3 separate regions of the Mus musculus genome follow, and all the other regions are linked to region 2. A link is a loop called in an ENCODE intact Hi-C map of the cell type or tissue named here. Cell type or tissue: left cerebral cortex. All regions are shown on one strand. Links, peaks and the distances in the headings refer to the core of each region. The heading gives the core; the rest is flanking DNA. Region 1 holds the start of Tmem67 (transmembrane protein 67). Region 2 holds the start of Pdp1 (pyruvate dehyrogenase phosphatase catalytic subunit 1). Region 3 has its middle 13 kb from the start of Gm11832.

Region 1 (10,320 bases), core at 3,553-8,552, 120 kb after region 2:
GTTTGGCCCTAATATCAGGGAAATTCTGGGAGAGGTAGGTGATAAGGAGTTGATTTTCAGATCGGCATACTGTAAGAGGGTCTTTGTAAGATAGTCTAGGAGTAGAGGTGGGTTTTCTGGATGCTGTCTTGGATTTTTTCATAATTTATCTCTTTAAGGGGTGGCCTTGTGGAGACCAGTCAGGAGGCAAGTTATAAATTTATCCATAGCAATGATGCCCTGTGGGTATGATAATTCCATTCAGGGTCTTGGTCAGGGACTAACTCAGCCCTGACTGGGTGGGCAATATTAGTTGGATAGATTTCATCTGCATGTGCCTTAGCCTGATCCCAGACTTGCTTGCACTCCTCGGGGAGAATGTTGTCGGTGAGAGTCATATAAAGGTCACGGAAGGCAAGGTTGTAAGATTGGGTGATATACTGGAAATCTTTAACAAAGGCGGAAGAATTAGAACGTAAGATCCCGCTCTCTTTTTGAGAGAGTTCACTTAATGAGAAGGGGATGTGCTCCCTGACCCAGCTGTTCACCTGCGCAACCTCCCAGAGAAGAAGATCCCTCTAGGTTTAGGGTGGGTAGGAGGAGGTAAAGAGAGTCACATGGAAGAGTGGGGAAAGTGAGTGCTGGAGAGGACTGATTTGGACAGCCTGTAACTGTGGCGAGAGGAAGGGAGACTGAAGAGGGAAAGAAGGAATTGTGGGTTGAGGCTGATAAGGGTGAGGCTCATTAGCATGATCAAAAATAGTGGAGGGATCATCTTGCTTGGGCTTTGTTTTTCCTTTGGTCACTTTTAAACAAGCTGAGAGTGAGATCACATAGCAAGTCCATCTTTTCTAACCCCAGAAAGGTGGTTGTCAGCCTTCATCCAGATGAGGGGACAGCAGCTAAGATAGCAGCAAGCCACATGCTTTGTTTAAGATTACCTATGTATAAATTTTAACTCTCAACCTGGGAGTCCCAGTTTTAGGTTGACCTGTTTGTTACAGATTTTTATAAGTTTTTAAATCATATCCAATATGCTTACAAAAGTTTTAGAGATAAACCCAAACCAAGTGAGTACGAGATTAGTAGCGATAGTCCCTACTGGGAATAGTCTGTCCTGTTATTTTGTTTTGTTCTCCTTTCTCTGACACTTAGGCAGCTGGCTCACCTGATCTGAGACAGAAATTTTGGAGGAAACCTTTAAACAAGTACAGGTGGATCTAGAGGAGGGGAGTCACACCCCAACTCCAGAGCCTGCTTTTAATTGAAGTTGGGCAGCACAAAACAACAGTCTAATATCATGCATACCTAAAACATGCCAGAATCCCTCCAATACTGAATCCAGTAAGCTGAGAATAAACAATCCTTAGAGATGGGAAAATTCTGAGCCCTGGCTATAGACAGAGGCTATTGCAGGAGGGACTTGAGAGACATATCAGTCAGCAAAGAGTATGTGTACACTGGCCTACTTCTTTGCTTCTCCCTGTCCTGGTAGGTCAGGCTCCTGGCTCCCACTTTGCAACAAACTTACAGATCCATTAATGGTAATGGACATTTACACTGTGTCTATTAGGGAGACCAGACAAAAACAAAGGGCTTGGAAATGAGAAAAGAGAAATAGGGAAAGGAGAATCTTATTTTTACTTCCTCTATCACTTTCAGTATTTGTAAAGGCCCTGAATAATATTAGGATCTGACTAAGGGATATTGAGGCCAAATTTGATTGCAAAAATGATCAATTTTAGGGGCCTTTAAGTCTGGTGTTAGGTGGACATGCTGAAAGTTTTCCAATAGGCATCCCAAGTGGGAATGACAGGGCATGGAAGACACTGTTCCCATGGATGAGAGGCAGGGGAGGAAAAATGTCACTGCAACTTTTAGTTGCAGGTGTCCCCAGCACTAAAGGAGGACGAGCCATTCACTGGGTTGTCACTGTACTCAGTGGGGATCAGGGCCTTAGCTGGCTAAGCGGGAAGAGAGACTCAAGGCCTGAGAACAGAGGTGCTTTCATAGAAGCCAGAAGGCAAGGACAAATCCAGCTCTAGAAGTGGGGTCCCATCCAAAGGGAAGGGTTAGAAAACAGTCACAAAAGCCATGAGGCCCTAGGGAAGCTGTGGGATTACAGGCAGCTCCAAAGGGAAGGTGGGAGAAGAGGGCAGAAGGGGGCACAATAGCAGGATGAAGGTGAAGGAGGCAGACATAGCCTTAAAGACTGTGGCTGTGAGGTACATTTGATTCCAAAACTACCAGAGGGGTGCTGGACACTCAAGGGTAACTTCCTCAGATCTGGGGAAATGTTTACACCAACCGAAGGGGAACTAAGTGGTAGGTAAGGAGCTGAGCCATTAGTGAGCTGGGAGGTGAGTCTGCTGTGGGTAGACTGGAGAAGAGGGCTGTGGTTCCAGTGAAGCTTCGACCTGCAAGGGGGCTATAGGCATGAGGAGGACTTATCCAGTCTCGGGACCAATGTAAGCATTACATTACATTACATTACATCACGGGAAAGGTATCCTGACAGTCTGGAACCAAGGACTACCACAGAGTCACACTGCACCATGCAACATATCTCACACAAGAGATTTATTGAGAGGGAAAAACCCAAGGAGGGCAGCTGCCTCTGCTTGAATGAGGAGCAGCAAAGAACTGAGCAGAAGACAGGGTTTAGATAACATTTCTTGGCAGCAGAACTTTCCAGGGTGAAAATTTCCAGGGTTGGGATTGATGGGATTTCAAGTACCGAGCTTGGGCTTTTTTTCTCTTTAGGGTGGGGTTGGGTCCAGTTGTTAGAGCAGTTAGTGTGTTCTGTGGATAGGACCTGGCGATTTGACGTCCTCAGGGGAGGGGCCTGGCCACTCACATGCTTATAGTTATAACTGAAGTCAGTAGAGACTAATGCTAAAACTGACACAAATTAGATTTTGTTGAAGAGACTGGACTTATTAATGATTTTATATTTGGCATGCTTCCATAACACTAAAAACCTACAATAGCTTTAATAAACTTTTAGACTTTAAGTAAACTTATCCCTGGAACAATATTCTACCCATAGCCCTTCATTACCAATCACTTAGCTACAACTAGTACTTCCAAAACATGAACTAAATATAAATATAACAATCAGATCTACAGGATGAATAGTTCAAAGGATGACCCCTAATGATAATAGATTCTTAGATTTAATTTTCTAATAGAATAAGAAACAACACTTCAATAGAACTGTTATACACTCCTAATTAGCTTAAATGATTAGAAAACATATTTCTACTAATTGGTAATTAGCCCATAAAATTTGCCCACTAGTCGAATTTCCCTGAACCATTATGTAATGAGGAAACTAAGCAAACTTCGAATGATTCCATTTCTATTGATGCAACCGGCAATGCATCGACTTGCTGTACCTAATGTAGCATGAGGATTGCTGAACCTCATGTAGCATTAGGAGGATCAAGCATCATTTAAGACGATCAGCACAGTACATCTAAGACAGCGAATGCCATCTACAGCAAAGACATTTTACCCCGAATGGCTCTACATAGGGAATACTCAGCTTCTCTTTATACCCTAGTTATTCTGTGAGGCAAACAGAAAGATTTTTTTTCACAGCTTTGTACTTGGGATATCTGACTCAACCACTTTCAGAACAAAATGAATTTGTCTTTTTTCCCCAAAGTTTTCTTCTTTGCTTTACTGATCTCTCAAAATGTATACTAATAAAATTACCTTAATAAGTTTAAAGTAGCGGGGCGTGGTGGCGCACGCCTTTAATCCCAGCACTTGGGAGGCAGAGGCAGGCGGATTTCTGAGTTCTAGGCCAGCCTGGTCTACAGAGTGAGTTCCAGTACAGCCAAGGCTACACAGAGAAACCCTGTCTCAAAAAACCAAAAAAAAACAAAAAAACAAAAAAACAAAAAAAAAAACAAAACAAAAAAAGCAAAACAAAAAAACAACAACAAAAAACCCAAAACAAAAAAAGTTTAAAGTATGTGAACAAATGGGAAATTATACTGAAGTCTGAGAGATAGACATTTATGACTTTTTCTCAAAAGTTATTTTAAAATAAATTATTCATACCATGTTTTCTGGACACTTTTTACAAATAATAGAAGGTCCTCCATTATTAGAGATCATATGATATCCTGGTAGACATACACAGGAAGTTCCTGAAAAGAAAAAGAAAAAAAAAAAAACAAAGCTGATATTGTCCTTAGCAAACAAAACTCCAAGACACAAACTTAACAGTTCTTAGGATTTTGAAGCTTGGAGTGGTGGTGTATACCTGTAACCTCAGTATTTAGGAGGAAGAGGCAGGAAGTTCAGGCAGTACTTCAAGGGTATCCCTGCTCACAGACAGTGCGAGGCCAGACTGGGCATTATATGAGAGACAACAGGTGTCTTTGTCTGTCTGTCTCTCTGTCTGTCTGTCTGTGCATGTATATGTGTCTATGGGTCTGTGCGTATACATGCAAACACTGAGTGGGTTAATGAATTCTATACTTCGGCTTCTTGTTTAGTAAAATGGAGAAAAAAACAGGACCTACCTAATAGGGTCAAAGTTTAGAAATATGTCTGGCATCATGTTGCTACTTTTTAAACTGCAATTATTATTGAACTATGAAAACTACTTACTTGCTCTAGGAATTACATTTCTGCATCACTAAACCATATGTATGTGTGTTTAGTGAGTTTTAATTTTGTCAATATCTTATTGGAAAATTGCTTTCATTCAAATACTCTTTCTCTAGAAAGAAAATAAATGTTGTTTGTAATTACAAGTAGACTCAGCTAGTTAAAGAAAGAATTCTCTAAGGACTAAGTAGAGCCAGCACCTGTAGGAGTCTATGTACAACACACACGTCTTCATTCATTGTCATGAAAGCAATACAATGCAGAACACGTTTGCTCTTCACACTCCATCTTCTGACACAGTGATCCGCACTGCCTTAAGTGAGACTCTACCAGGCCTAAAGCAGGAGAGTTAACCAGTCTGAGATTCACAGCATTTTAGACTTCAGTAAATAGGAAAAGACTCATTCTGAGTAGTTAAGGGAGAACTAGACCAATCGATGCAATTAAGTCTAAAAGGACAATGTGAGCAAACAGAAGTCATCAACAATAAAAGGGACAGGTCCTAAGGGAATATGTAACCACAGATGCAAAGCCACGCGCTGGGAATGCAGAGGTAGAAAGTGAGGGAAGCCAGGTGTCCTGGCCCACGCCTTTAATCCCAGCACTCAGGAGGCAGAGGCAGGCGGATTTCTGAGTTCGAGGCCAGCCTGGCCTACAAAGTGAGAGTTCCAGGACAGCCAGGGCTACACAGAGAAACCCTGTGTCGAAAAACAAAACAAAACAAAAAACAAAAAAGAAAGTGAGGAAGAGACAAGAGTTCTCTTAGTTTCCAGTATATGTCACACAGATGTCACAACATCTCGGTTTCAGTTTCCTTTGCTTACAAAATCTGATTATAGTCACAGTTGCAAACAGCTTTAAATATCTTGAATTTGGAAGTAGAATTAATGGTCACAAGAGTTTACTAATTCACATTTCTTCCCTTGCTTTCCTGTCAGGGTACCTCACTAGACGCCTCAGGTTATTTCTTTTCTATTTCTATTCTACTTTTCTTAGGCGGCTTTCAGGTGCCATCCTAAGGATTCCCTGCCAGAGACTGACTCCGGGGAATGAGTTCCTGGAGGAGGGTAGGGTGGTGGCGCCTGGGTGACTGATCTCATTGTGTCAGCCGTATCCTCCCAGGAAACCCTTTCTTAGGTTTGATAGCTGTGCATTTTCTGAAACATTCTCCAAATAAAATGTCTGGAGTGCTGGCTGTCAGGAGTGCTTTATTTTGGTCAGAGTCCATCCACCCCCAAACCGCCTCACCTAGTGCATCCCGCCGCTGGTTGGCGCCACAGGGGGCACAGGAGAGCGCCGAGATGTCAAAGTACTGGTTGAAGTCGCAGGTCTCAGGCCGCCGGAAAGGGAAGGAGAAGATTTGTGCCCATGAGACTTCGCAGAGAACTAAGAGAAGGTAGGCGGTGCCAGTCCGGGATGAAGAACGAGATCTGACCGCCATGGCCGCCACAGGCCTTGTACGCGTCACCATGGTACCCATATCCTGGGTCCGCAGTCTCCAGCTCCCCAGCAGCCTCCTCGGTGAGTCCGCTGAGCTGATTGGACAACAGGGTTCAGAAAAAAAAAAAAAAAAAAAAAAAAAAACTCAACCTTGCGACGCCTGGTTGCTAGGTTACCACGCACGCGGGAAACAATGGATCAGACATATGCTAAATAAATTAGGGGCGGTTATTTAAAATGTATTTAAAACTCTGGGACGCAGTCAATTTACCGTGTCAGGAAATACTACTACAGCAATGGAAAATATATGGTTTTAGCACTTAAAAGTGTTTCATGAAAGTGGCAATCACACCTACATGACAGTTTACCCAGGGGATTAATTTTGACAACAAAGGAGGTGCCCTATGTTTTTACTTTTTTTGTTTGTTTTGTTCTGATTTTCGAGACAGGGTTTCTCTGTATAGTCCTGGCTGTCCTGGAACTCACTTTGTAGGCCAGGCTAGCCACGAACTCAGAAATCCCGCCTGCCTCTGCCTCTACAGTGCTGGGATTAAAGGCGTGCACCACCATGCCCGGCTTTGTTTTTACATTATTTAAAAAACACTAAGGGTAGGGATTGTTTCAAGTCCTGAGTTTGAGTTTTAGCAAAGCAATACAAACAGAAACCCTCATTGATTTTATATATAATACCTTTATGACAAAAGTCTAGGAGAAACCTTGCCTACTGAATCTTGATTTCATACTTTCTCTGTATTGTGCATAAAGCACCCTACATATACACCTCATCTCACTTGGTTTGAGAACCAAATTTGGATATACATGAATATTGCCTATTAAAGTGCACAGCCTTGCAGACTGTTAGCGCAACAATGCCTAATAAAAGCCTCATTCTCCCTTTCTCCCCTGTCCCTGGTTCTCCTCCCTCTCCCAGAGGATAACTCTATTTCCCATCCCAATAAACCCCCGACTGGAGAACTGCCACATAGTGTGATTGTTGGGAATTGTCACATACACCTAACAGCACAGTAATAAAAGGTTGAAGGGATGCTTTCTGTAATACATACTTTAGGTAAGGCAGCCCGAAGGCCTGTTGTAAATACAGCTTGCTTTTATCTGCCTATGCAACTGCCCTGTTTTTCTCAGGTTTAACAGAAATCACAGGAGAGGATGGAAAACTCTGCAGCTTTCCACTTCCAAAGCGGTTCATTATGATGAAAAGAAAAAAAAGAAACCTTTTTGATTTGTATATTTTACAATTGCCTCACATCCCCGCCCCCCAGTGGAAGTTTTCAGGGGTGGGTCAGGGGCTCACAGATTGCCTAGAAATAGAGCATGCACAAAACCATACTACACTGCAGAGAACAGCCTTCCTCACTCACACCCGCCAATCACTGTAACCGAAGCAGTACGTCTGCGCACGCGCGTTCAGAGCGCCAAGGGGTGGCTGGTTGGGCCTGGATTGCGCATGAGCAGAGAGACGGTGCATCGGTTTGTCCGGACCGGAGGGGAGTGTGGTCTCCATTTTCTTCCGGCCGTGTTGGGCCTGGTAGGCCGTGCGGAGACTGCGGCGTCGAGGAGCGTCCCTTCTCCGTTTGTGTGGTGTGTGGTGACTGCCCGGTGCGAAGCACTTCTCAGGATGCCGGGCATGGGGCAAGGGAGGGGGTGAGAGCCGGAAGCACGGGCGTGCTGGGCGGGGGGCGAGCGCGGCTGGTGCGGTTAGGGCGGCGCTCGCTGACCCCCGACTTCCTCCTGTCAGCCTCCGTGTGGCGGCGAGTGAGCTTCCTGGGATCTTGACAGCGAAAATCTCGGAGCAGCGCCTAGGTATTTCTTTTCTTTGCCATGTCCACGTTGGTAGCGGCGCGGGAAAGGCCGGTTTTCTCGGGCTGGAGGTGCGCAGAGCGGCGCGGTGAGGTTGGGAGCCAGTCCCCTCGGGCGAGCTGGGGTGGTGCGTTTGCCCTCAGGACCGCGGAGCGCAAAGGAACGCGGGTTGGGCGGTCCTGGTTAATCTGAAAGCCGTCGGGCACCGAGTCTGGGGGCAGTATCAGATCCGACCTAGGATGTTGGCCTGGCGCTAAAAGAAGGAAACTCTGATCGTTGGCTCGGAGCGTGGACTAAGTCGAATCGCAGTCTCCGGAGGATTTCCCCATCGATGATGATGGATAACGGGGGAAGCGTGTGTCCTGTGGAATCGTCTTCACTTAACGGTTCCTGACCCGGAACTATGGCCCTATGTGGTCATGACGCCTTTTTATTTTAAACATCTACATCATAAAAGGCAGATCTTATCAGAGGATATTTGTGGACTGAGGTAGATTTTCTGCAAGGAAAATTCTTATTTAGGATTTTAATGGTTCTTGATACTGGGTAGTAAGAACGTTGGAGGCACATAGTAAAACTTGTCTCTCTTGCCAGGTCTGGAAAATGGCTATGTTCGTTAAAATCAGCTCTTAAGTCCAGCCTACTGATGTCCTCTGCATCATGATTAAAAGATGCACACATAAGATCATTTATTTAAGGTGATCTAAATGGAAGGATGGCTTGGTAAAATTAGCAACGTTGATTAACTTATGTTTATCATTAAATGAAATTTCAAGGATCCCCTCCCTTTTCGTAGCAGTTCAATAGAGGCCTGACAGCAGTGGCATCACTAAACAACAGGGTTATTGTGTTGTTCGATATTTGTGCAATGGCATCCAAAACTAGGACAGGATAATTTGTGCTTTGACTTTGGAGCAGGCTGATGTGTCAGTAGACTTTCTGGAGATTGTAAGGAAATAGTGTATACTTTGAGTCTCTGAGATGTTCTCTTAGACGGTCCTGATTGTGGGCGAATGATACCTTACCCTGCTATGGCAAGGACATGAAAGTTTAAACATTAGCTTTTATTTGACAAATTAGAACAAACTTATGGTCCGTTGGATTGGAATTGAATCACTTCGTGCCTGTGAAACTGCTTAATGAAGAAGATTTTAGTTAAGACAAACAGAAAAGGTGATTATTAAGTCAGGATGTGTTGTGAGAGGCAACTTTAAATTGGTATGTGCTTTTTTCCTTGACTCTCTCAGAATTTATGTATTTGTAGCCGAATTCTTATCCTCGGGGTATATCGCTCTTTTTGGATTTGAAAAAGTTTAAAGACAGACAAGTTGAAATCAGCCAAGTCAGTTTCCCTAGGAGTCTTAGAATTTGGATGTGGACAGGTTTCAAGGAGCCGTTTTTAGTTTTCTTTGAAGGTTGTGAATATTGACTTGTTGAAATCAAACTTACAGGTTTCTTTTCGTTTGTTTGGATCTAGTGTTTGTATGCTTTATATTTTGTACTGCAAAGATTTTAATAACAAAGCTCAATAATTTCCATATGTAGTGTGCTACATACAGTGTAGTTCCATTATTTTACTGATTAACTTTTGGATTAAGCATTTAATCTGTAGACCCTCCCCACCTGTTTGTTAAAGACAGCTTTTCAAACTTGAAGATCAATTTTTATTTGTAAACTAATAGTAGTTACAATGATTTATTTTTCAACTTTAAAAAGATACTTGGTAAATATTGTTTGGTTGTCTGTGAAAGTGCTACTAGTAAGTTTTCCTAGACAATATGAAGCTGAGTTGGTTTTTTTTTTAAATAATAGATATTGGCAATTCCAATATTCAAAACTAGTAAGTCTATATATTTACTTTTCTATATTATTAGTAAGGCTTTCATAATGTAAGTGTGCAGGATAGTTTTTTTTAAAGTGTCTGTTGGTAGAGTTGAACTCAAAGTTGGTACAGTGTGTGTTTTTGTGTATGCCTGAGATAAATTTTAGTAGTCTAGTAGTAAGTCTAGTAGTAAGTGTATGAAATGAGTGACATTGAATATTTTAAGTTTTTCTTTAGGGAAGGTATAGTATTTTCCTTAATTACAACATAATGACATTTATTTCTGTATTGGTAGTATGCAGAACTAAAATTTGGATCCATATGGTAGCCATTGGTTTGGATTTATTGTATAATATTGATAGTTTTGGAACTTTGGTAGTTTTCTTACTATAGTATTTTGAATTGTTGCTTTGTTCAATTTAGTGTTATGTTTTGGAAGGGTGCAGAATGGCATGTGAGTTGGATATAAGTATGAACTACATGTTTGGATCACTGTTAGGTAAAGTGATGTGAGGCTGTTAAAAATACTTGGTCTCAAAACTGATGTTTTACTCCTGAAATAGATTTTAAGTACATGTAAAACTTCAGTATATTAGCATGTGATAAGCTAGGACTTTATTTAATAATAGAATTCA
Region 2 (10,320 bases), core at 2,212-7,211:
TAGGTTAAAATAAATGTATGTGATTACCTGAACTGTTTATCTTTTTAAAAAAATGCAGTAAGTAAATATTCTTGTGTACACTAGAAGCCTTATAATGGCAGAAGTCTGCAAATGGACATGGTAATGGGTTTGTTTTGCCTTTACTAATACCCCCAGGAAGATCCTTGTTTTTGACCTATTCAAGATCATATCTGCCTATCTTCATACTCTTCAGTTGGTGAGTCACTGTTACAAGACACCTGGGTAAGGAAACAAGCTGCCTCAAGTGTGGGTACCATGAGGTCCAACAGGACAGAACAGACACTCATGAAGCTATCATCTGCTGCATAGTCAATATGAATACTGGGCTAGCTAGAGTATCAAACATGAAGTGTTTAGAATGAACCATTGGAAAATTAACTATATTAGTTTCTTTCAAACATCGATCTGCCCTTCCAACTGAAGAACTGCCAGGGTAATTTCACTTACTGTTCCTGGTTTTGGTATGCCCCTACAACATGAGAATTGAACTGAACTACAATGATTGTAATGTCATCTCTATACATCCGAGCAAGCTCTTCAGGAAGACTAAGCATTTTAGAGAGTCGTTCATGATCAACAGCCCCAAATTCATTATTGCCTACAGCATGGCGAATGAGATGGGTTGCTGCATTCTGATCCTCAAACACTGATGACATCTTTGCTCTCCTTTCTGTTAAAAGGCCATGCATCTGTCCCAGAGTCACCTTGTACCCACCAACTGCTATTGGCTGTTGGTGATGCATACCAGTTAAGTATTCACCCACAATCCTAACCACATCCTGTCTATGCATAGTCTCCCACAACCCATCAGTTGCTAACACTAGGAATTTATCCTGTGGCCTTAATCTGTGATAAGTTACCTCTGGCTCAGCAGTAAGATAAGGAGGTGTATGATAGTTAGGAGGGATAAACTTGGTGTATTCATTGTCATTCAACTGGTCTGGGCCAGACTCTATCACTCTCTTTTGAAGGTCAATGCTCCATTTGAACTTTACATCTCCAAAAGCCCTAAAGGGCATCAGCAAGCCAAGCAGCCGGTCCTGCTTTACCACGCTCTTGGCCTCATTTTTTGGGTGTTCCAGTTTCAGACGCTCTAGTTCTCTTTCATTCTGAGCATTGTGGTCATTAGAGAGTGTGACTGCTGACCAAGAGCCATCTTCTTCTTGCACACCTAGCATGGCTCTACTATCACCAGTGTTAGCCACATGGAGGTCAACACCATCTACATGGGCCACACAAGCAGTAGCCCCAGAAAATGCTACCCGAAGCACCAGGTAATTTAGAAAAGAATTAGGATCACCAACTTGAGCCTCCAATGAAATGTCATTATCGAGTCTCTTGAAAGCATTAATTAAAGCCTCCTTAACATCAATATCAGCTGATTCTCCAGTATTGAGGTCTATGAGTTCTTGCCAGTAAGTCCTCAAGCTGTTGAAATACAATTTGGACGCCTCCTTACTGAAGTAATCATTGGGGTGCTTGTGCCACTGAAGGATAGGTAGCAGTGCCCGACCACTCTCCACTGCATTTTCAATCTCTAGCAAAGTCTCATGGGGCAACAAGGAAACAGCAATATAATAGAAGAGTCTTTCACTGACTGCCTGGGAACAAGCACAGCCTGCATGACCATCAAAAACCCCCAAGAGCATCCCTCTGGTCTGCAAGCAGGTTGCTGCACTTCTCCGGTCCTCTATGGGTGCATTTGCAGGCAGCTGATTGCTGTCAAATCCAAGAATGGAACTGACATTTTTGCCATCAAATTCTGGTACTTTGAAGCTGTATTCATTAGCTTTAAGGATGCTGTTGACTTGTGGAGGTGTGAGGTAAAATTTCTGCGGTGTAGAAGCGTATCTCCTTCCTTGAGTATACTGCCACCAGTTCTCCCGTGGCCTACAAAAGGTAGCATATGCAGGATGGGGTGTGTACCTCAGACGATTCTGAGGAATGTATGGTGGTGAACAGCAGAGATGTTTGTGGTGGCAGTAACATGCAGTGCCATAGATTCTGCTCAGTTCACAGTTACGGACGAGAGGAAAAAACAGTTGAGTTGGTGCTGGCATGGCATCAGAGAACAGTGGCAGACTGGACGTTCTGACTGGGATTCCTAGAGAGCAAATTAAGACAGACACACACACAAAGAAAAGTTATACTCTGTATTATCTGACAAGCTGTGCTTTATAGAAAACATTTCCTAAGGCAATTTACATAAAATCCCTATGCTAGGTTAATTTCTACAGGGTGTTTTATGGTAATTAAAATGTTCAACCATTCATGAAGTCAGGAATGAACTACAGTTAAATTTCTGTTTTCTCTTTCTTTTGTATTTCTATGTGCAGTACAAACTGTTCAGCATACACATCTATCTGGCTGGAGAACACAGATCAGGAAGTTATGTAACACTGTGCCGCAGCAGTCTACCTGCCCAATCACCATTCTCCCTCTCTATGCTTTTTCAAAGGGGCCTTAGATCTCCCATTTGCACAGTTACTTCTACTATTTATGAAGATCTGTTCCTTGACCTGTGGTCAATTGTTGACCTTTGATTACACATGGTATCACCAGAAGCACTGATAAATCCTCAACAAAGCCATGTTTATATCTTACTGGTAAATTATATAAATATACCACTGTGTTAATGCAAAGTTTATTTTAACTTCTAGAGAACATTTTCCACATAGTAAAACTGAAACAGAAATTCCCGCATTTCTGAACCTCAGTGGATGGATGTTCTTGTAAAGCTTCCTTCTCTATACCACTGTGCCAGCTTAGCAAGTTAAAGAAGGAGAGGTCTGCTCTTCGCCAAATGATCCTGGGAAAACACATTTCACCTCTCTGGGACCTTCCCCACTAAACTTAAGTGAATACATGCAAGCAGACTAACTCTAATGCCTCTTTAGAATTCATGCTTTTAATGTTTGAGATACTGAGGCTTTGAAATCAAATATAGGGTTTACTGATTCACTGCTGAATTTTGCTGCGCCATTTGTGATTGAAAAAAAAATCAAGTATTCTTGTAGCTATAAACCTGATTTTTGGAAACAAATGATTCCTGTTTCAGATGTTAACTAACCTGCTATTATTTCCCATGTTTAAATGTCATAATGCAAGCTACCGAAATATTATTTTATCTACTAGAGATCTCTATTCATTCCTTGGGAAATGTTTTCTCTTTTGGTTAAAAATAGATACCTACTTGTTATAGGAAAACAACAAAGAACCATAAATTAAGCGTGAGGTCTAGATTATAACAGAATAGCATTATAAGTATCCTTAAAACAGTATTTTACAATAGGCATTTATCTAGAAAATTTAGATGAGCATGTATCTCTATTGCAAATAATGTATACAAGAAAAAAAGAATCTTCAGTAACACATTTTCTCTGAATTCCTAAGATATTGTCTCATGCATTCATTTAAATTACAAGAAACACTTTAGAACTGTTTTAAATAAACAAAAAAGGAAAATGAAACAAATCTTCTTATCAACTATTTTTTTTTCAAAAGCAGAATCTACTAAGGATAGAATTTTAAGTATCTCAGTGTTAGTTTTATATTAAACAATTTTCTCGTACTTTTTGGTAGGCCATTCAGGAAGTAAAAAGAAAAAATGAGGGAAGAGAAAAAATCAAACACTGGAAATTGACAGATTTGTGTCTGCTTTTGTAGAGAGCACCAAATATACAAGTTGGACAGAATGTCTTTCGTATGTAGTAAAGTATTAGACTACCCAAGAAGAGATTTGTTTCTAAAGACAAAAGTACAAAATAGCAAGAACTAGAAATTTTGGAATTAGAGTCTATAAATAAGGCTTCTGAAATGAAAAAAAAATTCTAACAACAAAAAATTTACCAGGACTAACCACCTAAATAACAGTTCAAACTGAATACCTGAATGTCATCCAAAGGTTAAGGGTACATGTCTGAGCCAGGAGATGTGTACAAATATGCCAATCACACTAGCTTGTGGGTATAAACCCATACCTTTTTCATGCATGTATGCACAAAAAGCTGTTTTTATGCTGCAAATGTTATCATTAGAAACTAAAATGTAAGTGCAATTTTAATGGAAGTACATTTTTTTCAGACATCTGTAAGTTTGTATTACTTTAAAAACAATGTGAGAGTGGGGGTGATGGCAAAGGTCCAACCATTTAAAAACATCTACTCAAGGCATAAGAAGCCTAGGACCCTTTCCCTTTCCTTAAGTTCCCGTGTTTTGATAGATTTTCTGCTTTTAAAGTCGATTAAAAATGAGTGAAATCTGGTGACAAAGAGCTTCATGCAGCAGGTGCTCTGAATATTTAAATTCAAACACTACATCTTTTTTCTTCACAGCAAAAGTATTTGAGATTAAACGTCAAAATAACAGAGTACGCATGAGTTTTTTCAATTATTTTCTTTTCAGTTATTCAGAGCTTAGCATATGATTGCATTCCAATTCTTCATCTCTTAACATGCTTTCAAAAGGCATATTCTTAGGGAAGCTGAGTTCATGGAAACCTGCTCTATAACTAATAAGCATTCTACCAGGTCAGTACCAATTATATAGTATTTCCATCCGACCAGAGACAGCTACAAGTCAATACACTATTAAATGCTTCTGACATGATGTATAAGGAAGATGAAAATTCTTAATATCCTTCTAAACACCCTGTAATTCAACAAAAAAAAAAACAACACTCTGTGCTGATAAACTTGCTAAATTAACAAAATAGAAGCCTCCTGATTAGGCAATAAGAATTTCAAAGTAGCTGTTGGTTAACTTGAGCAATCTCACTTTCTTTTTATTTATTTATTTTTTAAAGTTCATACACCATCATGGCCCACACTTGGCAACATTGTACGTATCAGTCTTGGGCAGATTTGGCTGATGTTGCCAATGAGTAATAAAAAGGTGCGCGCGCCGGAACCAGAAACAGAAAGAGCCCCATCCATTCTTTGTGGTGTGCTGGGCAAAGCCTGTGTCAAGATTTTATTCCACTTAATCAATAAACCCATGGACCAAATCGATTAGAAAAATGCTACTGGTGCGCCTACTCTGGAGCTTCTCGGTCTTGCAAAGATTCTAACGCAAATGAAAATAAATACTACACTTTTCATTACACGTATCAGAACCTCCGTTTATGTAATCTGATTGCATTAAACGCCCTGCATTAAGATTTGTAATTTTTCAGCATTTTCTGGAAACGCCTAGCCATTTCACAGCTCAAGTTCAGTGTCTACAAGAATGAAGAAAAGCCATTATCCTTAAAACACAAAGAACCAAACCAGCACTTGTTTGGTCAGTTTCGTGTGTCCCAGAATATCACACTTAAGCTATCAAAAAATAAAAATAAAAATAAAATCTGGTCCAGAGCGCCTTTGTCTCCTTTTCCTTATCTCACCCTTTAATTCCATGAGGACCCCTAGAGCCATCCATTCATACACAAAATCAGTCACCATCCTTCCCTGGGTACCCAACACAGGTAGTTATGTGAATACCTACCAATTCGTCTGGGCCCGGGACACACACACATTCTCCTGTCATCACAACACGGAGCCGACAACATCCACAACCCGCGCGGACAGCAGCAGCGACAGCAGCAGCGGCCCATTGAAAGCAAAGCAGAGATGCTCATTAGAGGAGGCGGCGGCGGGGAGGCGGGAGCGGAGGAGGGGCGAGGTCTCGCAGCAGCCCAGTGAATGGGCTGGGAGGGGAGGAGAGAATGGAGGGGGGAGAAAGGGGAGGGGAGAAGAAGAAACCAAACAAACCCACCCGGCAGGCGAGGCGGCATCACAGCCCCCGGCGGGCAACTCCAGGAGCCCGGACAGGCGCACCGCCGCCGCTCCATGCAGCCAGCGCACCGAGCCCACAAGCACTCAGCATCTTCAGGCCCGCCCGGCCCCACGCCGCGCCCGCTTCCGCAGAGCTCCAGGCACAGCCCGCCGTGGGCAGCCGGCTCCGCCACGCGGGGCCAAGCGTGTCAGCGGGGAGCCGAGGCAGACACGCCCGGGCCACAGCGGGCGCCCCGCGCGCTGACAGCCGGGTGCCGCCCGGGACCCGCGGCAGCTCCTCGCGACCGAGGCTCCGCGCGCACCCGGCCCTCCACCCGCGGCCGCTCCCCACGCGCGCCCTCCACTTCACCGCCCTGACGCCCCCTCACGACTCGGCAGCGGTGGACGAGGATACCAACCGGGCACAGTCGAGCACCCGCTGCGGTCTGCCCCGGGTGGCGGCCGCACCCCTCCGTGCGCGTCCTTCCCTCACTCAGCACCACGCAGCACCCCGGCGCGCTGCAGCTCGGCCCAGGCCAGCCCACTCCGCGCCCCTGCCTCGCCCGGCCTCCACCCTGCCCCGCCCCCACAGGCGCTCTTGAGCTCTTCGCCTTCTGATTGGCTGCGCAATGGCGGGTGGGCGGGACCCGGAGGGCCAGAGGGGCGGGGGGCGGAAGAGGGCGCGCTCCCCGCCAGTTTTGTGACGTCACGGAGGTCAGACAATCCCTTCCATTTGGCGCGGCTAGCCTATTGGTTCCACGCGTGCGCGCGCCCCGTGACCACGCCCTGTTGCTGGTGAAGGTGGGTTTGCGCGTGCCGCGAGGTGGACAGCCTTGGTTGGGTTGCGTTTGGACTCCCAGATGGGGAAGCGCCTGGGCGGGATCCAGCATCCCTGAGCGCGTGGCGCTTTGGTAGCCAGTTGCTTCCTGGCGGGCGGGCTTTCGCGAATGCCTGGCACTTCTGCTGGGCCCCGCGTGCTGCTCTGGGCTGGCCTGAGAGCCAAGCCTCCTCTGCACTGGGCTGCCCCAGGTAGACCGCGGGAACAACACAATTGAGGCGTGGCAGAGCGTCTCGGCGGTGTCTCGCTTCATTCATTCAAGATCAAGTTGCTGATTTTAGGGTTATTAGGTCGGATTGATAGTCAATTATTTTTATGTCTCCGGGCTAGGAAGCTGTAAACAAAAGCAAAAGGAAGTTTGATGAAGGAATTCTTATCTTTGTAGATAAGAATAACACGAGTGCTCTTGTTCTTGGAAGGACTTTGAAATCAGCATTCCCTCCTTGGTCCCTGACTCATTCAGAGTTATGAATTTTAAAATGCAGCCAGTGAAAGTGGGAAGAGCACTGAACTTGGAGTCAGAAGAGCCTTTCAAGTTATTCCCAGTGACAAAAATCCATCTTCCTCCCATGAGACTCAGTTTGCCTATCTGTGGGGTGAGGTTAGGCTTAAGATGTGCTAAACAACACACTAAGGGTTCTTGCTGCCATCTGCGGTTGTCTCTTTATGGGACAGTGCCTTCTTCACTTACCTACATCCACATAGATGCCATCTTCATGACATGAAACTTTCTTGGGAGAAGCTATGCTTCTGCCCAGTGTTAATGAGTTTACGTTGATTTATTCTACACCTTATTAACTAATAAAGTTTACAAAGTAATTTGGACTAGATAGATGAACTCCCAAGTTTACTGTGAAATTTTATTAATCCTGAAGTATTTAAATTTTTATGTAATAAAGGAAAAACCTTATATAACCAAACCTGCAATTCATAATTCCCCAAATCTTTCAAGCTGCCTCTATTTCTAAACTGGAGAATTTGCTCATCCCCAGAAGAGGCTTACGGGCAGAGATGATTGGTGAGGGGGAAAATATAGGTACCTTTCCCCAACCAAGAACAAACAAGCCAAGATCCCCATCAGTCCCCTGCCTTCCCCTCTTGGAGAAGAGATACATTTATCCTCTCCTAACAACAATCAAGATTAGCCATTTCTACTTAGAGACAGTCCCAATATATCTGATGCAAGGGTTTAGTTTGGTGTGTACACAGTAAGGCAAGAGTGTATCCTCAGCGTTTTAGGGAGAATGCCATATTCCCGGACTTTGCCTATGCATAGTTGACTGTGTGTCTAATTAATGTCAGGTGCACTACAGACAGGAACCTGCACAGATGAAAACAGTGAATGCAGGCCCTAATCTACCAGGAAAAAGAAAAGCTCTCATATTACAACCCTTATCAACCAAATTTTCTTGAACTCTCGGAAAGGAAATCCCGAACAATAATTTCATCCCTCAGTACTCTTCGTGTAGCCTACTGTCAACCTATATCTTTTTCTAGTCTGTTATTGCTTCATTTCAATTAAGTTATTGTGTGATTTTTTTGCAAATCTGCGTGAGGCCTTATTTTCAGTTCTCTGGATTAAGAGACCAAGAACCTAGAAACGCCTGACTGCTGACTTCTTTACATAAGAATTGTAAATAATGAGATTCCAAAATTCATGCCTCAACAGCAGATGACCTTGAAGGCTATCACAGTAGTCAAACTTGCTCATAACACAGTGCTATCCGCGTCGCATAAAGTTCTCTTTTCAAACTGATTTTTGTATCTGCATGAGAATTTCCAACTTATTTTACTATGTTCAACCTTTTAGTTTTCTACCTGGATAGTATTGATTTCCCCATCTTATTCTGGCTTTTGGATGACCTGTCTATATTTGAAAATAATGCTGATTCTCAGAAAGAAAAAAAAAAGTAACTTGCCACGACTAAATATAGTCAAAATAATTTGTCACCAAGATTGAATGCCAAGATATTTCTGGAATTGGGATAAAGCCTCCTCAGAGTGATGACTTTGAAATAGTCTCAGAGGTGTAAGTTCTATTCTCTAGTTACATGACTGAGTGACATGCATATTGTGAAATGCCAGCCCACAGCGATTCCAACTCCTGTGTCCTGGATGAAGTTCTCTGCCTTGACTCTCTTCTGGCTTGGCCTTCCTCTCTTTCTGGGTGGAATCCACCCAACTGGACTTACTTCAGTAGTGCTGTTATTATGTGGCCAGGGCCAGGACAGATCTGTGGGGTTTCTGCTGTAACTTGATTGTTTGAGCCACCAGAATACCTGTTGGTATTTCAACCTTGAAAGATATTGAGAAGTAACATGAAAACAACCTAGGATTATCATAGAGACAGAACAGGCAGAGAGAAAGCAGGGTCTTTGAAAAATTAACTATGTCTATCCTACACAAGTACCTTTGAGATACTAACACAGAGATAAGTGACCAGTAACATTTAAGTTGTTCTCTTGGCACACAGCATATGATCCAGTAGCCTCAGAGGTCCCAGCCAAGAAGCTTAAAATAAACCTACATAGGAGTGTAACATGTCAGCCTGATGGTTACTGTTTGCCTTTGGCCAAAATCAGTTAGAAGGAAGAGAGGCTGGTTCTCCATATTCCTCCTGATTCTCTACAGGTCTTCTGGGAAATCAGCAAGTAACTAGTAACTAGTAACTAATCAATCAATGCTTGCTTTCTTGGTGTTAAGGTGAGTCTTAAAATTAATGGTACTTGGAGTATGTCTTAATCACTGTTCTATTGCTCTGAAGAGACACCATGACTAAAGCAGCTTACATAAAAGAAAGTATTTGATTGGGGGCTTGCTTACAGTTTCAGAGGGTTAGTCCATTGCGTCGTGGCATACAGGCAGGCATGATGCTGGAGAAACTACATCCTGATCCCAGGCAGCAGGTACAGAGACTGGGTGGGCCTGACTTGGGTTTCTGTAACCTCAAAGCCCACCCCAGTGTGCACACCTCCTTTAACAAGGTCAGCATACCTCCTATTCCTTCAAAGCAGTTCACTAACTGGAGACTAAGCATGTAAATACATGAGCCTATGGGGGGCCCTTCTCATTCAAAGTACCACATCCCACTTCCTGCACCCCATAGGCTTGTAGCCATATCATAATGCAAGATGCATTTAGTCCAACTTCAGAGGACCCCAGAGTCTAAGTATCAACACTGTTTAAAAGTCTAAAATTTCTTCTGTAACTTAAGACAATCTCTTAACTGTAACCCTGTATAAAAGAAATAATAATAAAAAAAGCAGATCACATACTTCTAACATACAATGGCACAGAATATACATTACCATTCCAAAGGGAGGAAAGGGCACATAGTGAGGAAATACTGGACCAAAGCAAGACTTAAATAAAACCTAGCAGGGAAAACTCCAAATTCGGTGTCTCCATGTCAAAGTCTCTTCAGATCTACAGCTCCCTTCAGCTTTGTTGACTGAAACACTTCTCTCTTTGGGTCTGGTTCCACACCCTGTTAGCAGCTCTTCTTGACAGTTATCCCACAACACTGGCATTTCCAGCATCTTGGGGTCTTCACAATTAAGGCTTCACCTTCACAGCTTCCCACAGTGGCCCCTCTGTACCTCATGCAGGGACTGCCTTGCCAACTTCCTGGCCCGTTTGGCTTTCCTTAACCTCAGATGAAGATTCAGCAACCCCTTTACCCTGAATCCTGGACTCGTACTCCAGAAC
Region 3 (10,320 bases), core at 3,378-8,377, 340 kb before region 2:
TGTAATTTGGGGAACCCATAATGCGCTAGCATTAAATCAAATCCACAACAAGAAGTAATTATAATTCAGGATTAATTTCTAATTACACACATATGTTTTTTATACAACTTCTACACTGGTGACCTTGGTTTTAAATGACAATGTAAGTATACTTAATCATTTCTCATTAGTACTGAATCATTAAGTTTAAAACAGAATGTCTCTGATGCCCCGTAGTTGAAGTTTTGGACCCAGGTCATCTTCTGTATCCTCTCTGGAAGGAGCACATAGAGTCCATTTGTGTTCCATGCCACAGTCCCATTGCCCAAGCAACGTTGTCTTGTGTTGGCCACTTTGGAATCCTAGGGCTTGCAGAAATCACACATAACCAGCAGATGGTACTGTTTCTCCAGTTTGATCCCAGATGGCTTGTGCCCTAGAGGGATTTACTGATTTAATTCTGGCGTTCAAGGAAGGATTCAACATGATTTGGTGTACCATAGAATTTTTTTTTTTTTTTTTTTTTTGTCTAGGACCAGTTTCCTGTGGCTCTCTTCCACAGCTAGTCTATTCTTTCCCTTGAGCTGTTTCAAATTTCCATCCGTGAGACTCCCTCTTTGTTGCCCACAAAATCAATACCAATTTAGGACCCAGCTTTTATCATTAAAAAGATACTGAGGGGAAAAGCCTTTTGATTCAGACCATGCTTTATTGGAGTTAGTTACACAACTCGAAACCCTGGAGTGTTAGGTGTAATTTGATCATTATATATTTGGGGGTCATAATTTTTCTTTTTAAGTCTGGTGCCCCTGATGCAAGCTCTCCATGTACCTACTGCCTCTCTCTGCACTAATTACAGAAGAGACTCCCAAGCCTAGTAACACAAGAATATGTCTCAGGTCGAAGCCCAAGTCAGAAGTGCAGATTCCATGAGTCTTTGGGATCTCACACTTGTAGTTTGTGTGGACAGGCTCCCCAAATCACTAGTGGATTCCAGTCAATGGTAAATGAATGGTTCAATTTTTGTTTTTTGAGACAGGGTTTCTCTGTATAGCCCTGGCTGTCCTGGAACTCACTCTGTAGACCAGGCTGGCCTCGAACTCAGAAATCTGCCTGCCTCTGCCTCTCGAGTGCTGGGATTAAAGGCGTGCGTAAATGAATGGCAACTCTACACCCTTAGGGCCCAGTCAAATGACGTGCCAACCTTCATTTAATTCTCATCAATTGCTGTTAGCTTATCTGGGAGTGAGATTAACCATTCCTCCCCAGGGTAGATGCTCAGAAAGGCTCGGTGAGGGCTAGAGTTGAGCTGTCTTCAGTAGGACGGCACAGTGTCACTGAGCATCAAGGGGTGGAGAATCACTCAGTCACAGTGAGAGCGACTGAGGACGGAGTGAGGCACAAGCAAACTGACAAAGTAACCTATACTTTGCAGGGTTCAGCAAAGGTTGCATTTTTGTTTGTCTTTGTTATTGTATTTGTTTTCAACTTTTGGACCTCAATGATTTATGTCACTGTGACTCGTCTGTCATGAGAGCAGTTAGGGCTTGTATCAGCACTTTGGGAGTATTAATGCAGTCACTGTCACTTTAACCTTTATTCTTTGACTCCTCTTACATTTTAAAATTCGATCATGGGCAAGGAAGACACTGACAGCTGCAGCACAAGGGGCTGGTTGCCCTAATATTTATTCACTCGGCCGTCTGGAAGGTAGAAACTTGGAGGAAACCATTCTGGGAAGCCTTGTGTTTATCACACAGCCTTGTTATATCTCAGATTGTGGTACACAGCCATAGTAATGGACAGGATTCTTGACTAGTGGAGAAGAATATAGGGCCTAGAAATAAGCCCAAGAACTTTCCCAGCTCAGTCTTTACCATGCCCCACGCGGGATTAGCATCTCGAATGTAGAAAGAGCTGCAAAAATTAAATCCCCAGATCGACCCATCTACCAGTAAGTAAGTAGGCTATTGAATTAAAATACAGTTCTTAAAAGAACTACCAATGGCCAACAAATACTCAGGAAGGTGTTCAACATCTTCCACACCAGAGAAATGCACCTTAAAGCTGCCATGACATTCCATTTCACCCTAGTCAGGATGGCTGCAGTCAGGAGAACAAATGGCAGCTGGCTGTGGTGGCACATTCTTTTAATCCCAGCGCTTGGAAAACAGAGGCAGGCATAGTTCTGTGAGTTCAATGCTATCCTGGTCTACATAGTTCCAGGACAGCCAAGCTTATGTGGAGAAATCCTGTCTAAAACAGAAAAGAAACAACGAATGCTGGTGAGTACAGGAGAGAGGAGACCTCACTCAGCGATTGATGGTGGGAGGGTGAGCTAGTGCAGCTACTGTGGACATCCGTGTGGGGACTTCAAAAGGATGAAAATAGTGTTATGGTGATCAGTTAGATCACTCTTGATAGACACCTGAAGGACTCTAAGTTGGCATGCTCAGAAGGACACGTGTTTATTGTTGCAATATTCACAGTAGCCAAAAGATGGAATCAAGTTCAGTTCATGAATGGCAGAGAAGAAGTATATATACATCATACTAACATTTTTCAATAAAGAATAATGAAATCAGGGTGGAGAGATGGCCCAGTCTTAAGAGCAGGTATTGCTCTTGTAGAAGACCTGAGTTCAGGTCCCAACATCATCAGGTGACTCACAGTCGCCTGCGACTTTGGCTCTAGGGGATCCAGTGCCCTCTTCTGGCCTCTGCGGGAATTGCACCCACATGCACATTTAATTTAAAAATTAAATCTTTAAAGAAAATCACCAGGCGTGGTGGTGCACGCCTTTAGTCCCAGCACTCGTGAGGCAGAGTATACATGTATATGTATAAGCCATGAACTAGAAAGGAGACCATGAAAGGAGAAGAAGAGATCTAAAGCAGAAGGTAGAAAAGCGAGGAAAATGGAATTTATGTGCCATGAAACCAGAAGGTCGGCAGGCTGTTTTAGGGAAGGAAGGGGACCAGTAGGAAGAGGGGTGTGCTGTTAGTTTTTGTCAACTTGACACAAGCTGCAGTCATCTGGGAAAAGGGGACGTCTCTCGAGGACTTGTCTCTGTCATGAACCGAGCCTGCATGCCTGTGTTCAGGGGACACTTTCTTGGTTTATGACTGATGTGGGAGGGCACAGCCCACAGTGGTCCTGCATTGTATGAGAAAGCAGGCTGGGTGAGCCATGGGAGCAAGCCGGTGAACAGCGGGCCTCCATGGCCTCTGCTTCCTTTCTGCTTTCTGTCCTCTGCCCTGAAGTCCTGGAGTTTCCCTTGATGATGGGCCACAATCTGTAAGCTGAATTAAACACCAGCCTCCCTCTGGTTGCTTTTGGTCAAGTGTTTTGTCACAGAGACAGAGAAACAAGTTAGGAGGGAGGGAAGACTGGGGAGGACACTGGAGAAGGGGGTGAAAGGAAGCAAATGACATGTGTGTATGGAAATGCCACAATGAAAGCCATCAGGGTCAAAAGAGAACCAGGAGATGAACTTTTCAGGGGACACTTTTTAAACACAGCTAGTGTGTGTGTGTGTGTGTTTTCCCTGCATTTACATATGTATGTCATGTGTATGCCTGCAACCTGTGAAGGCCAGAAGAGGGTGACAGGGGCCGGGCGTGGTGGCACACTCCTTTAATCCCAGCACTCGGGAGGCAGAGGCAGGCAGATTTCTGAGTTTGAGGCCAGTCTGGTCTATAAAGTGAGTTTCAGGACAGCCAGAACTACACAGAGAAACCCTTCTCAAAAAAACCAAAACCAAACAAACAAAAAACAGAAGAGGGTGGCAGAATCGCTGGAACTAGAGTTACAGATGATTTTGAGCCTCCATGTGGTTGCTGGGAATGAAGCCCAGGTCCTCTGAAGAGCAGCCTGTGCTCTTAACTTGCTGAGCCATCTCCCCAGCTCCAGGGAAAAAATTTTTTTTAAAAAAAGTACTTGTGTGATACTTATTACTAAGGGGACCCCACCCTCTCTGTAAGAAAGGCTGACCTTCGGTGCCTCAGGACTTTCCCCAGCTCTTGAACCCACAAATTTTTAGCAATGACACTAGATGGAAATCTGCAGCATCTCAACTTTCATGGAAGCATCGTTCCTGGAATGTTAGAAGACTCGGACCTGTCAACTGACAAGCGATGGTTTCTCGTGGGGAATGAGGCATCTGGTTCTGCTCTACCAGAGACAATGAAATGGCCTGATAGAAACAAGCAATAGATATTTTAAAAGATATTTATCTAAAGCATCTAAAAAGGGGATTTCAGAGCGGAGGGAGAAATGGAATGTGCTTACTTTCTATGAGGCAGTGTCATGAAAATATCAGCTTTGTCAAACAGGTACAGTGGCTGATGCCTGCAATCCCAGCCCAAGGTGGGTAGAGGCAGGAAGATTGTCATGAGTTTAAGGCCAACCTCTGCTACGGTATAGGACCCTGTCTGAAAGTGTATAATCTGGCTGGAGAGCTAGCTCAGCAGTTAAGATCTTACAGGGCCCGAGGCTTCTATCCCCAGGACCCACATAGTAGTTCCCAACCACACCTAACTCCAGTTCCAGGGATCTTATACCCTCTTCTGACCTTAGGCACCAGGCACACATCTGTGTGGTGCAAAGGCACATGTCAGCAAAACACATAGAATTAAATACATCTTTAAAAATACATTAACAATCAAACAAAAAACAAAAGCTGAACCACTTTTGTCATTCCAGTGCAATGAAGTCATTAGATGCTGGAGGATTGTCCAGTAACCTTAATCTGTGATGTGCTGGGCTTATAAAGGACTTGACAGTGAGCTATTTGGATAGCCGCTTGCGGGAATTGTGTGGCTATCTCCAGGAACCCCGAGCTTTATATTAATTGCATGAAGAGCAAGTCAGCATCCTTGTGACGGTCTGACACTTGGCTCGCAGTCAGCAGGCCTGGATGCTCTAGTCAGCCTTCCCATAGATTGTGTGGAAGTCACTTAAAATGCATACTTTCTTTTAATAATAATAATAATTAGAAATAATAAATTATTTGTGGATTCCTGACTATGTGTCTGAATGGCATTGCTGAATCTATATGCCTTATTTTATTTTGTTCATGGCAATCTCAAAACTTAGATAATATTATCTTTATTATTATTATTTTCTTCATTTTACAGGGGAGAAAAATGAGAGCTCAAATACTTTCCAGGAGCATCACTTTTCATGAAAGGAGCTGAATTCAATCATAAGCCAGTGTGGTTTCAGAACTTTTATATTTGATTCATAAGTTAAAGGAAAGTTTAAGGGCTGTCTTTAGCAGTTATTAGTATGAAGAGCTCTGAGCCTCTACCGTTTATGCCAGAAACATATTTACTGAGAGCAAAATCTCAAAACAAAGCAAATCCCCAAAGATTTTGGGGTTTATGAAAAATAAAGTTGGGTCAGTGGGATGTCTCAGTGGGTAAGGGAGGTGCATTTACTGTTAGGTCTCATGATCTGAGTTTGACCACTGGGACCCACGCAGTAGGAGAGAAGATTCCACAAATTGTTCTCTGACCTCCGCAGGCTATGACATACCTCCTAACACCGTGAAAATAAATGTAATAAAAATGCGAAGAAAAAGTTTAAGACTAATGAATTAACTATATAAAATATTGTTAATTTATTATCTGTAACTTTAATTATCTGCATATCCTGGCCAGAACTATTTGTATATACAATGCTGTTTTATGGTGGATGGCCTGCAGGGGGCAGCAACAGCTCACAGTTGTCTCATCAGCCTTCGCATACTGTCTTCCTGTTTCCCTTATGATAGCTATAAAAGCTATAACCCATTTCAGTTATCCATGTGCCCCACGGTGTGATTTTCTCTAACATTTTATATTGTCCGGGTTTTATATTCCTTGTGTGGGTGAAGGGCCATGAGCAGTAAATTATTTAATTAAACAGAAAGTGTACCGAGCCACAGCTGACCAACTCAGCTACAATCTGGGCCCAGATCCAGTGCTTTGAGTCAGTCTACCCCAACATCTACACCATCTGCGAGCCGCCGGAGCACGTGAAAGGGCCGGTCCTGCAGAACCAGAGCTGCAGGATCACCATGACTCTGGCAGGTTCTCCAATAGGGGCCAGCAATGGTCCAGTATGTCTGGTGCTTCAGAAACCAGAAACCGTGAACCAAAGACTCATTGCAATGAATATTTGCAAGTACAGCCATCTTGGCTAGTGTGTGTGTGTGTGTGTGTGTGTGTGTGTGTGTGTGTGTGTGTGTGTGTGTGTATTATGACACCCACAGTTTCCAGTGTCACAATGAACAAATATTCCATACAGAGATAGAAAAGAGAGCAACGGAGCAGTGAGCAAATGGTGGAGAGGGTGCAGAACTAGAAATGTTATGGTGGTAATAGAAGTGAGAGAGGCCTGCGGTGGACGGTGGGGGTGGGGGCGGGGCGGGGGGGGGAGACACATGTAGTTGCCAAGTAGGGACGATAGGGGATAGGGCGGTGTGTAGCAGCCTGGAGCTTGCACTCCAATTTAGCCCCTCCCCCTGCCCCCTCCACAGGCTCCCCAGCTGCACAGTTGCCATGGTTCTGAGCAACAGCAGGGTGTCCAAGAGGAAGAACAGATCAATTTTTGGAATGAACCTGCTTGAAAGACCTCTCTTGAAAGACCTCTATGGTCTGTGCTGTCCCCCAAGGCCACTTTGGTATTCACGGTCCACTGCTTCAGACTGTGTTGAAGCCCGAGGTTCATGTGGATGTCTGTGATCTTACAGCAGCTGGGAGCCATGTTGATGTCCCTGGCCCAAGGTACCATTGAATGCCGCACAGATGTACTGGGTCTGAGCTGCCTCCTGAGGCCACGCTGATGTCTGTCTGGGTCCCTGTTCCTGCTTCAGCCAGGGTCTGTGTTGGTGCCTATGGCTAGTGTTACCACCAAAGGTCATGTGGATGTCCATAGTCTGTGCTGCAACCTGAAGCCATGTTGATGATGTCTGTGATGGTTTGTATATGCTTGGCTCAGGGAGTGGCACTATTAGGAGGTGTGGCCTTGTTGGAGAAGGTGTGTCACTGTGGGCTTTCAGACCCTTGTATCTTCTTGTATACCAGTCTTCTCCTGTCTGCCTTTGGATGCAACTGTAGAACTCTCAGCAATAAACTCTTCCACATTCCTACTAAGATGGCCCACTAAGCCCCACTTAAAGCATCCCACTGCTTTTCAAAATCCACATTTTTCTGAGTAAAGTATGGTCAGGCTTATCACAGAAATACCCCACTCCTGGTACCAACTTATGTCTTAGCGTTTTACTGCTGTAAACAGACACCATGACCAAGGCAACTCTTATAAGAACAACATTTAACTGGGGCTGGCTTACAGGTTCAGAGATTCAGTCCATTATCATCAACGTGGGAGCATTGCAGTGCCCAGGCAGGCATGGCACAGCAGGATCTGAGAGTTCTACCATCTCTATCCAAAGGCAGACAGGAGAAGACTGACTTCCAGGCTACCTTGAGGGTCTTAAAGCTCATACCCACAGTGACACACCTACTCCAACAAGGTCACACCCACTCTAACAAGGCTAAAACTACTCCAACAAGCCCATACCTCCTAATAGTGTCACTCCCTGGGCCAAGCATATACAAACCATCACAATGTCTCTGAGCCCTGCTGCCACTGAGAGCCATATTTATTCGAGTGACCTGCGCTGCCACCTGAGGCTATGGTGATGTCCTGGTCTGTGCTGCCATCGATGACCATGTCTGGGTCTGCCTTCCTACTGCAGCAGAAGGCAGTACTGATGTCTATGGTCTGTATTGCCACTGGAGAAGATGCTGAAGTCCATCATGTGCTAATGCCAGAGACCATGTGGATGTCTTGTGGTCCATGCTGTATCCAGAAACCATGTCTGAGTCTATGATCTGGGCTCCTGCTGATTGTGAAGGGCAAGAAAGCTATGGCTGCCATGGTATTGATGATGGCAGACTCACAGTTGAGAAAGAGTGACATAGAAGGCTTCTGTGACAACCTTTACCCACCCCCCCATCCCCAAGTAGTAAAAACCTAGAGAGAAATCTACCAAAGAGAACTCCTAAAATTGTGATAAGGATACTGAAGTGAAGCTCTCCACAGCTGATGCCTTCTGGGGGGGTGGGGGGGATGAGGGCAGGGAAGGACTCAGTTTTATTAAGGAACTGGCCACTAGAAGTTTGATCATGCTCTAGTGAGTATATGGGCAACACAAATTGACTTGGTTTCCCCCTCTTCTTGTAGGGAGTTAGGGGGAGGTCACAAGGGTGGGTGGGAGGTGGACCTGGGAAGACTGGGAAGAGAGTGTGCTTGGAATTCATGATATGAAATTTCCAAATAATCAATACAAAATATTGTGAAAAAAAATGAGCAACCCTTATAAAACATGATATAAATAATATTGAAACAGTAACACCTAATCACCAACTGATTTTCTTGTAAGAGCAACATACTTTTAACAAGCGTTTATAATAATGAATGGTTTGCTATTTGATTGTGATAGTTTCAGGAGAGTTCTAGTAAGACTTTTTTTTCTTAAAAATTATTAAAGGATTTCCAGCTGTCAGATAACATAGAAAACAAAACAGACGATGTTTATTCCATAAGTAGTAAAAAAACGAAACGCATGTTTTATTTACATTACTTATGCTTGAAGACATGCCCCGAGACTCCTCTAACAGAGGCCGTGTCTGCTGCTGTCCCCCTCAGGCAGCAGCAGGAACTGCCTCATGGCTGCATTGTTGAGGGCATCTAGATGTGGAGGGTTCATATGGTCAGGCAATGAAGTCTTCACCTAGTTATTATTTTCTGTCTTCCTGAATGAGTCTTGTAGGTTGGTCTACATGGAGTCAGGTTCTGATTCCAGAGGAGAGCTCACTGTGTAAGTCAACCACACACGGCTCTGCTGTCAAGAGAAACATGATCGGTGGCCCAGGACATGTTGAGCCTTTAAACAGTACAGTGGATAATGCTGCAGGGACTGCATAGATTAGATGGATAAATGGAAAAATTAAACAAATAGTAAATCATAAGAGATCTCCCAGTCTTACTACCCATTCACTATTTGTCCTATAATGCTGGGGGTATTCTAGATTTGTTGGTGTTGTGAAGTAGCTAGATTAAAAGGTGCTTACTTTAATTTCTTCATGTTCTGTTTTCTGTAATTTTGATGTGAGGAATGAGTTAGGAATCACTGTTTTAAGAACGATCACCCAGTCATATCAACACTTACAGAATCTATTCTTACCCACTGCTGGACAATGGCGACAAGTAGTAACAATTATCTCTACAGTTTTCTCTTTTTTATTCTTCTCTCATATTTTACATCCCAACTGCAGTTTCCCCTCCTTTCCCTACCCTCAGCCTCTCCCCCTGCTGCCCCTTTCCCCCAGATATCACCTCTCAGAAAAGAGCAGGCCTTCCAGCGGACATCAACCAAACATGGCATAACAAGCTGCAGGAAGATCAGGCACACACCATCACAATCAAGGCTGGAAAAGGCGCTTTTAAAAATTACTATTGATTTGTCTGTTCTTAAGGAGTGTTTAAATTATTCCAATTTTATTCATATATTGATTTTATGTATATGAGTGTTTTGTGAATGTATGTAAGGCCCCCGAAGGCCAGAAGACATTGTCTGATCCCTTCGCTTGTGTGTGTGTGTGTGTGTGTGTGTGGTTTTCAAGACAGGGTTTCTCTGTGTAGCCCTGGCTGTCCTATAACCTGAACTCACTACTCACTCTGTAGACCAGGCTGGCCTCGAACCTGGAGATCCCACCTGTCTCTGCCTCCCAAGTGCTGGGCTTAAAGACACCTGGCTTTTTTTTTTTTTAATTCTTTTAAACTGTTTGGCAAAAAGCTTTTTGCTTATTTTTTATTGATTAATTGTGAATTTTACATCATGTGCCCCAATTATACTCATTTCCCCCTATTCCTTCTGCCTTCTGCCCTTGCATCCCCCCAAAGAAAACAAAAAATAAAAATAAAAACAACAAAAAAGGAGAAACATACCATTGGGGGGAAAAACTAAAAAAGTCCCAACCAACCAACCAACCAACCAACCAACCAACCAACCAACCAAAAAAAAAAAAAAAAAAAAAAAACCCACAAAAAACATTTTGCTGTAGTGTGTTGCAGATATGCACTGTTTTTCCTGCACGTATGTCTGTCCTATACATTTCAGTTGGTATCTCTTTACATTGGCCTTAGTCTTGACTTGAGCCTTTTGCTGTGGAATGGAGGCCCATGTCCACAGCTTGACATGGCCTTCCTTAGTGTGTATTTTTGTTGAGCTTTAGTTCGCTATACATTCTTGACACTAAACTCTCATCAGATTATACGATTTCCAAGTTT

The links. Peaks named below come from ENCODE experiments on the same cell type or tissue, not always from the same donor. Only the 100,000 strongest peaks of a DNase experiment are listed, where the experiment ranks them.
Region 1: a loop joins it to region 2, with 3 times the contacts of the local background. A loop is called at or near these places in 3 of 42 quality-filtered maps.
Region 3: it touches region 2 in a loop (11-fold over the local background); 2 of 42 quality-filtered maps call a loop at or near these places.

What each region holds. Positions count from the first base shown.
Region 1 is chr4:12,081,862-12,092,181 of GRCm38, forward strand. Tmem67 (transmembrane protein 67) reads right to left here and starts at 6,096. Exons shown (of 28, transcript NM_177861.5): 1 at 5,854-6,096; 2 at 4,051-4,139. The coding sequence starts at 6,076. It overlaps Rbm12b2 (RNA binding motif protein 12 B2), which reads left to right and starts at 7,509. Exons shown (of 4, transcript NM_198957.2): 1 at 7,509-7,662; 2 at 7,802-7,866. In left cerebral cortex, for the core only: CTCF peaks have their summits at 5,872 and 7,317 (motif pointing left); DNase peaks (open chromatin) are centred at 6,084, 7,477 and 8,155; H3K4me3 peaks cover 2,847 bases; H3K27ac peaks cover 1,255 bases.
Region 2 is chr4:11,960,109-11,970,428 of GRCm38, forward strand. It overlaps Pdp1 (pyruvate dehyrogenase phosphatase catalytic subunit 1), which reads right to left and starts at 6,342. Exons shown (of 3, transcript NM_001098230.1): 1 at 6,194-6,342; 2 at 5,506-5,540; 3 at 1-2,125. The coding sequence starts at 5,536. The coding sequence ends at 465. 1700123M08Rik (RIKEN cDNA 1700123M08 gene) reads left to right here and starts at 6,466. Exons shown (of 5, transcript NR_040577.1): 1 at 6,466-6,575. In left cerebral cortex, for the core only: no CTCF peak of the experiment used is centred there; DNase peaks (open chromatin) are centred at 2,474, 4,099, 5,040, 5,652 and 1 more place; H3K4me3 peaks cover 5,000 bases; H3K27ac peaks cover 4,787 bases.
Region 3 is chr4:11,622,494-11,632,813 of GRCm38, forward strand. No RefSeq gene overlaps it. Among named protein-coding and RNA genes, the nearest start is that of Gm11832, 13 kb to the left of the region's middle. In left cerebral cortex, for the core only: a CTCF peak has its summit at 5,682 (motif pointing right); DNase peaks (open chromatin) are centred at 5,705 and 5,930; H3K4me3 peaks cover 329 bases.